Regions from separate parts of the Homo sapiens genome. Here region 2 is linked to region 1. A link is an interaction called in ENCODE POLR2A ChIA-PET data of the cell type or tissue named here. Cell type or tissue: Panc1. All regions are shown on one strand. Links, peaks and the distances in the headings refer to the core of each region. The heading gives the core; the rest is flanking DNA. Region 1 has its middle 22 kb from the start of FABP6-AS1. Region 2 has its middle 14 kb from the start of PWWP2A.

Region 1 (4,386 bases), core at 194-4,193:
TACTGATCCAAGCAAGCAGTAGGTCATAGCCTGTTCCTCTTCCTTATTCGGAGGTGTTTTTACCTTTCTCAGCATTCCACAGGTTGCTTCCTCCTTCCTTTGTTCTCCTCTGCCTTTGCCTCTTTCGGAAAGTTCTAAATGACTAGCCAATCGGGACAAGTATAGAATGTGAGGTACCCTTCCAGCCAACGGAAACTGGACACAGCAGTAGGGTGGATGCATCAGGTTATAAATGACCCTGTCTCCTTTGTTCGTGTGTGCTCTTGCGAGAATTACTGATAGTGATGGCACCCTTTCTGCAGAAAGTAAACTAGCCTTGCTGAGAGATCCTTTGTTTTTTATGACACCAAGCACCTGTTCCCAACACCAGTGAGGGCCACCTCCAAGAAGCTGGCAAAAGAGAGGAACAAGAAGAGTTGTGGGCAGGAAAGATTGATGTAATGAACCCACAGGTGGTAATGTGTTTGGAAGAAGGGAGGAGAAAGGGATTGCAAGAGCCAGGTGTGGTGGCTCACACCTGTAAGCTCAACACTCTGGGAGGCCGAGGAGGGCGGATCACTTGAGCTCAGGAGTTTGAGACCAGTCTGGGCAACATGGTGAGATCCCGTCTGTACCAAAAATACAAAAACTTAGCTGGGCCTGGTGGTGCCCATCGGTGGTCCCAGCTACTTGGGAGGTTGAGGTGGAAGTTAAGCTGGAGAGTGGGGCATTAGGGGGGTGGGGGTTGCAGTGAGCCGAGATTGGGCCACTGCACTCTAACCTGGGTGACATAGTGAAAAAAAAAAAAAGATTGCAAGAGAGTGAACTGACCTCCCAGGCCCTGATCTACAGGGTGTGTGAGAAAATTAAAAACAGGTGGCACCGGCCTGTAGTCCCAGCTACTCAGGAGAAAGAGGCGGGAGGATCGCTTGAGCCCAGGAGGCTGGGTAGAGCCTGCAGAGAGCTATGATTACACTACTGCACTCCAGGCTGGGTGACCCTGTTTCCAACAACAACAGCGACAACAAAACAGATTACTTTGAAGGGACTAGAAGGAGGACACAGGGTCCTGGAGGAAGGCAGCTGGCAAGTTACAGAGCAGAAAGGTGAAGGGACTGTCCAGGGAAGAGGGGAGGCTCCAGAAGTTATCCTTGAGGAACCAACAGCACGGGGTGGGGGTTGGGGGGGAGCTCATGGAAGGGTGGGGAAACTGGGGAAAGGGAAAACTCGAGTCAGATCAGGAGTAGAGCCCTGACTTGGGGGAACAAGGGTGCAGGTGATGGAAGCTGGGAGCTGTGGGAAGCTTGAGCCTGTAGTGCTGAAGGGTCTACCCATTCCATCAACAGTTCCTCTCCAGCAACTGTTCTGAGCTGCACCCTTAAAAATATTTGCTATTATTTATTTATTTATTTATTTATTTTTTGAGACAGTTTCGCTCTTGCTGCCCAGGCTGGAGTGCAATGGCGCTATCTCGGCTAACCACAACCTCCGCCTCCCGAGTTCAAGCGATTCTTCTGCCTCAGCCTCCCAAGTAGCTGGGATTACAGGCATGCACCACCATGCCAGGTTAATTTTGTATTTTTAGTAGAGGCAGGGTTTCTCCATGTTGGTCAGGCTGGTCTAGAACTCCCGACTTCAGGTGATCCACCCGCCTCGGCCTCCCAAAGTGTTGAGATTACAGACGTGAGCCACTGAGACCCCGGCCTGCTAATATTTTTTATTTCTCCAGGCTACAAGAGAGGGAATCTCCTGAATTCCTCTGGGGCAGCCCTCCCAATTCACCCGGGAGAAAAGCAGGCAGGGGCCGGGCTAGGATTCCAGAGGGGCGGGAAGCCCTGGTGGAATGGGGTAGCTGGAGCCAAGCACCCCAGGAATGCCCTCCCGGCCTCTCCTCCCGATTCCTTATCAGCTACAAGCTCGAGTTTCCTCAGCCACACGCGATCAAATGCTGCTTCAGAGCTCTAGGAAGCTGGGTGTGTCTTCTGTGCTTTGTAAAAAAGAAACGAAAAAAACATTAGCAAATCCCCAGCCCAGGTAGCCGGCTGGCTGAGGGCGGACTCTTGGAACTGGGCGGTGGGAGGTGGGGGACGGGGGAGGGATTGGGGGGCCCTTGCTCCAAAGCCAAAGAGCGGGAAACAGGAACTGCAGGGAGGCCACTCCGCAGGCGCCTCCCCTTTCCCGCTGGGGAGAGGCCGCCGCCGCGCGGCGCTCGGCCTGCACCGACCCTCCGGGGACCCCGCTAAACGGAGGAGACCCCAGGCCCGGAGGTGTCGCCCCTGGGCTGCGACCCCCGACTTTGGCCGGCTTCTCCCTGCGGAGAAGGAGGCAGCGCCGGGACCGGGCTGTTAGCCACGTGCTGGGTGGCCTTGGGCAGATTGCCTCCTGTCTCTGGGCCTCAGATTTTCTCATCTAAAAAGAGGGGGCTGGACTCATTTCTGCAAGGCCCCTCCCGGTTGGAGCGGTTCCCTGCAATTCCCTTCCTTCTCTGAACTTGAAACTCTTCCCTCCCCCATCCCCTTGGGGTGGCCCCTGGATTATCTGGGTGGTGCTTATCCAGTCTGCCGCCTTGAGAGAAAATGTTGCCCTGCAGCTGTGATTTACAGCAGGGCTCTGCACCCTTTTTCTTTTTTTGTTTTTCTTTATTTTCCCTCCTTCTTTCCTTTTTACATCTAGAGTACACACTTTATGCACCCTTTTCCTATAAAGGGTCAGAGAGTAAATACTTCGGGTTTTGCAGGCCACACTCTCTGTCACAGCTATTCAACTCCGTCATTGTAGCCAAGGCAGCCATGGATAAGACATAAACGAGTGGGCATGATGTGTTTCCATGAAGCTTTGTTTATTGCAGCTGACATTTGGATTCTCACAGGTCAAGAAATCGTATTTTACTTATTATTTATTTTTTTTCTGAGACAAGAGTTTCACTCTTGTTGCCCAGGCTGGAGTGCAATGGCAGGATATCGGTTCACTGCAACCTCCACTTCCCAGGTTCAAGTGATTCTCCTGCCTCAGCCTCCCTAGTAGCTGGGATTACAGGCGCCCACCACCACACCCGGCTAATTTTGTGTATTTTTAGTAGAGATGGGGTTTCACCATGTTGGCCAGGCTGGTCTCAAACTCCTGACCTCAGGTGATCCACCCACCTCAGTCTCCCAAAGTGTTGGAATTACAGGCATGAGCCACCGCGTCAGGCCAAGAAATTGTATTCTTCTTTTTATTTTTTTCAGCCTTTTAAACCTTGGCTGGGTGCAGTGGCTCATGTCTGTAATTCCAGCACTTTGGGAGGCTAAGGCAGGAGGATCTATTGAGCCCAGGAATTGGAGACCAGCCTGGGACAACGTAGAGAGACCCTATCTCTACAAAAAATTAAAACATTAAAAAAATTTTAAGATATACTACTGACATACCTCAGAGCATAGTTGTGGGAATGAAGTGAGAATACAGATGAAGCTATCGCATAAAGGATATTATTCTTTGGGAAGTTGTTGGTATGTATGCTCAGCAGAAGATGTGGACTTAGAGATTTGGATGGTGTCTTGCTGGCCATCCACTCCCAAAATTTCGTGAGCAAAGGCACTGTGTGTGCCCACTGTGCAATAGCTCATTTAATTATCTCAGGCATAGGAGATAAAAATGACATATTCCTACTTTACAGGAGCTCAGAGCCAAGGTTTGAACTGGCTGTATTAGATCTGCCTTCAGAGCCCCTACTCATCTTCCTCCTTTCTCTCTGAACAAACTTGCCTCTGAACAAACTTGGAGTTGCTTATCTATCCAGCAACAAGACCTTAAACAGAACGCTATTTTTCTGGACATCTATAACCTCTTTGGTCAAGGGACAAGAATTAACACCTTCTATGTGCAACTGTCATCGTGTCGTAGCTTTTTTATTTTTATTTTTGAGACGGAGTTTTGCTCTTGTTGCCCAGGCTGGAATGCAATGGTGAGATCTCGGCTCACCGCAACCTCCACCTCCCGGGTTCAAGTGATTCTCCTCCCTTAGCCTCCCGAGTAGCTGGGATTACAGGCATGCACCACCACGTCCAGCTAAGTTTGTATTTTTAGTGGAGACGAGGTTTCTCCATGTTGGTCAGGCTGGTCTCGAACTCCCGACCTCAGGCGATCTGCCCACCTTGGCCTCCCAAAGTGCTGGGATTACAGGTGTGAGCCACCACGCCCAGCCTGTGTCTCAGTTTTACAGAAGAGAAAACTGAGGCTTGAGATTAAAGTAAGGATTGAAATCTAGGCCTGCCTGACCCCAAAACTGAGCTCTTTCTACTGGGAATAGCTTCAGAGTAACCAGTTGCATGGGCCCTAAGTCTAGGAGCCCTTGAGAACTCCTCCCTTCCCTTAACCTATGTCCATTATACTGGCAAGTTGTTTTGATTCATCCATGAAAATATATCC
Region 2 (4,386 bases), core at 157-4,156, 56 kb before region 1:
AATAAATACATAAATACATAAATAAATAAATAATCACAAAATTGCTGGGTCCAGTCGCTCACGCCTATAATCCTAGCATTTTGGGAGGATCGTTTGAGCCCAGGAGTTCAAGACCAGCCTGGGCAACATAGTGACTCCTCATCTCCCTCTTCTCTACAAAAAATTAAAAAATTAGCCAGGTGTGGTGGCATGTGCCTATAGTCCTAGCTACTTGGGAGCCTGAGTGGGGAGGATTGCTTGAGCCCGGGAGGTTGAGGCTGCAGTGAGCTGTGATCATGCCACTGCACTTCAGCCTGGGTGACAAAATAAAAGAATCACAAACCTGAGATCATTTTGATAGAATTGCTTCTCTGCCATCACAGTTATTCTCTGTCTCAGTTTCCCTATCTGTAATATGGGAATGATAAGTCATTTCTTTCTTTTTTTTTTTTTTTTTTGAGATGGAGTCTCACTCTGTCACCCAGGCTGGGTGATTCTCCTGCCTCAGCCTCCCTCCTAGCTGAGATTACAGGTGCCCGCCACCACACCCAGCTAATTTTTGTATTTTTAGTAGAGACGAGGTTTCACCATGTTGGCCAGGCTGGTCTCGAACTCCAGTACTCAGGTGATCTACCTGCCTCAGCCTCCCAAAGTGCTGGGATTACAGGCATGAGCCACCACACCTGGCCAATCTACTTCAAATACTTGCTGTGAAGTTTATGTTAAATTAGATCACACATGTGAGCCAGTAACTTTTCTCATTATCTTTTCCAAGGGTCTGGAGGCCTGCGTAGGAGTGTGGACATCACCTGGTTCAGCCAATGTAAATTCTGAGCCAGGAACTGGGGCCCAGGCACCAGTCTTAGCATTTACTTCATAGCCATTCACTCCCAAGCAGCTATTTCCATGTTTACCTCCAGTTGTTTCTTTGACTACATAGACAAACACAAACTGACCCGAATATTTAGTTCTAAGTTGCTTTGGTTCAATTTTATACCAAATTCCTATTCTCTACCTTATTTTTATTTGTTTAGTTTTAGAACAGCAGAGATTTTTTAGGAAGGTATGTGTGTACAGTTTTATACAGAAAAAACTCCTTGTAAGACCTGCCTTGTTCATCTCTGTACCTCTATTCCTAGTACAGTGCGTTGCATATGATAGGCCTTCAAAAAAATATTTGTAGGAGGGCTGGGCGCGGTGGCTCACGCCTGTAATCCCAGCACTTTGAGGCCAAGGTGGGCAGATCACCTGAGGTCAGGAGTTCAAGACCAGCCTGGCCAACATGGTGAAACCCCGTCTGTACTAAAGATACAAAAATTAGCCAGGTGTGGTGGCACATGCCTGTAATCCCAGCTACTCATGAGGCTGAGGCAGGAGAATTGCTTGAACCCAGGAGGTGGAGGTTGCAGTGAGCCAAGACTGCACCAGTGCACTCCAGCCTGGGTGTCAGAGTGAAACTGTGTCTCAAAAACAAAACAAAACAAAACAAAACAAAACAACAACAAAAAAAGCCGGGTGCAGTGGCTCAAGCCTGTAATCCCAGCACTTTGGGAGGCCGAGGTGGGTGGATCACCTGAGGTCAGGAATTCCAGCCCAACCTGGCCAACATAGTGAAAACCCATCTCTACTAAAAATACAAAAATGAGCTGGGTGTGGTGGAGCATTCCTGTACTCCTAGCTACTTGGGAGGCTGAGGCAGGAGAATCACTTGAACCCAGGAGGTGAAGGTTGCAGTGAGCTGAGATCACGCCATTGCACTCCAGCCTGGGCAACACAGCGAGACTCCGTCTCAAAATATACTTATATCTGTTTGTAGGCCCGGCACAGTGGCTCATGCCTGTAGTCCCAGCAACTTGGTAGACTGAGGTAGGAGAATTGCTTGAGCATGGGAGGTCGAGGCTGCAGGGAGCAGTGATTGCGCCAGTGCACTCCAGCCTTGGCTACAGAGTGAGACCCTGTCTCAAAATAAAAATAAATCATAGAATTTATAAACAAATGACCAAATAAGTAAACGGTTATTTCTAGGTGGTAGGGTTAATGGGGAGTTTCTTTTCTTTTTGGCCATCTACATGTCTCAATTATCCTAATTTTCTAAATTTTCTACAGTGAACATGTATTTCTTAGGGGGGAATCTTCGAATTGTTTTTTTGGCAAATAAACACATAAATAAGTGAATAAAATAGGGCCTGGTCGCCTTGTAATAGGAAGATCCCAAACGTGGGTTTTCTAGACAGGGTGTGCAGAAGAATAGGCGTAACTGGGTTCCCCAGGATCTGATGGGTTGGAGAGACAAGAGAGTTCCCATATGAGAAGCCAGAGCTCCACTAGCCTGGACATTTTGTTCTCCTTTGGGTCATGACACATTCTTTTCTGCCCTGGTATCTCTGCTGGGTGAAGGAGAAAAGCAAGTCCCAGGAGAGTCTTTCATGGACTTTAAATGATTCATAAGGCGCTTTCCTCCTCCAGCGTTGGCGAGGCCTGGGTCTTGGCTGTCTTTGTGGCGCTGCAACGGAGATGGTGCTGCTCCTACCCCCGCCCTCAGCCCCCGCCCACCCACTCCTGGCCTGGGAACCTTGAGAGGTAACCCCCTTCCGTATGAGCTGGTTCCTGTATTCAAATCCGAATTCCGCTCGGACTCAGCCCACTCCATCCAGCTCTGTGGATGCGGACTAGGAAGGGAACAGATGAAGCCAATTTAGTTGCCCTTTCTTTGTTCCCGTGACCTTGAGGCACTTAACTCAGCGGAGCTCGCGGTGCAGGGAGCCCGGCAGAGCTCTGGAATGAAAGGCAGGAGACCTTGGAGGGCTCTTGGAGCCTGCACTCTTTCGTTGTGCTTTGGTCACCATAGTGACTTCTGTCTGAAGCCTCAACCCTGCGGTTATTGCTCGATATTCATTCATAATAAGGCCACCCCTGAGTTTTCCGCCCACTGGGGGACCGAGTACCACGTGCATTGAAGTCACAAGGCGGAGGCGCCGGGGCCTTTAAACACTGTGTGTCAGGGAGGGTGGGGCGGGTCGACGCTGGGCACAGCTCAAGTGTCAGAACGCGGAGGAATTCACATTGTATCTGGTCCTCTTCCCTCAGTTTACAGAGAAGGGACTTGCCCAAGGTTTCTCAGCCCTTCCGAGGGACAGCAGGGACTAGAACAGGCACCCCCCGCCCCCGCCCCCCCCCCCCCGGTCTCCTGGCCTGTTGTTCACTGCATTCTATCACTCAGGGCCGTGCAGGGCCCATGGTCCTGGTCCAGGTTTTCTAATTTCTTGAACTCTTGGGCTAAGCACGGGGCTCACAGTTTCCATGATTGTCACTAAAGGTAATGGGAATTGATGGTAATCAGCTCATAAACCCTTAGTGAAAGGCCTAAACTAGAACTCCCTTAGCCAGTCAAAAGACTTCTAGTTCCGGTACAGATTTGCAAGTAAATTAGCTCATTTAATCCTCAAAATCACCCTGCAAGGTGACTATTATTATTCCTTTTTAAAGTGAGAAACCTGGGACTTCAACATGTGTTTGAATAGATCAACTTGGAGTCAGAAGTGAATATGAATCCTCACTCCAGCCCAGGGGACAGAGCGAGACTCCATCTCAAAAAATAAAAATGAAAAGAGGTGAATGTGAATCATGTGAATCCTAACTCTGCAATTTACTAATGATAAAGAATTGCCTAAGAACTCATTAATAAAGGCACTGCCTTCTGACTCAGGGAAATCAAGTCCTACCATTTCCTTGCTGTGTGACTTTGGACAGGATACTTGACTTCTCTGAGCCTGTTTTGCTCCAGATGTGAAAACAACATAACAATAGAACCTACTTCATAGGATCATTGTAAAGATTAAACAATGTGTGCAAATCACTTAGCACTGTGCCTGGCACTTCATAAGTAGATTCTATTATTTCAATATTTAAAAGTCAAAGACAAAAAGAGAAAGTCTGCATCCCACTCCAGACTCACCCAGAGCCCAAGGGCTTCCTTTTTGTCAGCCTAGGAACCAAGTGCTTGGAAAAAAGGACATTCCAAGGTGAGTAAAGTGAATTGGAAAGATTATTTTCATAGCTTGATTTTTGTTTTGTTTTTTGTTTTGTTTTGTTTTGTTTTGTTTTGTTTTCTTGAGACCAAGTCTCACTCAGTAGCCCAGGCTGGAGTGCAGTGGCGTGATCTCTGCTCACCGCAACCTCTGTCTCCCGGATTCAAGTGATTCTCCTGCCTCGGTCTCCAGAGTAGCTGGGATTACAGGCGCACGCCACTGCACCTGGCTAATTTTTTGCATTTTTAGTAAAGCGGGGGTTTCGCCATGTTGGCCAGGCTGGTCTTGAACTCCCGACATCAGGTAATCTGCCTTCCTTGGCCTCCCAAAGTGCTAGGATTACAGGCGTGAGCAACCGCGCCTGGCGATTTTTGAGTTT

Evidence for each region. Peaks named below come from ENCODE experiments on the same cell type or tissue, not always from the same donor. Only the 100,000 strongest peaks of a DNase experiment are listed, where the experiment ranks them.
Region 2: POLR2A ChIA-PET joins it to region 1 with 12 read pairs; 4 of 35 experiments call an interaction of 5 or more read pairs at or near these places.

Annotation. Positions count from the first base shown.
Region 1 is chr5:160,186,370-160,190,755 of GRCh38, forward strand. It overlaps a transcript of FABP6 not described here. Among named protein-coding and RNA genes, the nearest start is that of FABP6-AS1, 22 kb to the right of the region's middle. RefSeq lists a silencer at 2,109-2,208. In Panc1, for the core only: no CTCF peak of the experiment used is centred there; no DNase peak of the experiment used is centred there; H3K4me3 peaks cover 986 bases; H3K27ac peaks cover 1,129 bases.
Region 2 is chr5:160,130,820-160,135,205 of GRCh38, forward strand. No RefSeq gene overlaps it. Among named protein-coding and RNA genes, the nearest start is that of PWWP2A, 14 kb to the left of the region's middle. In Panc1, for the core only: no CTCF peak of the experiment used is centred there; no DNase peak of the experiment used is centred there.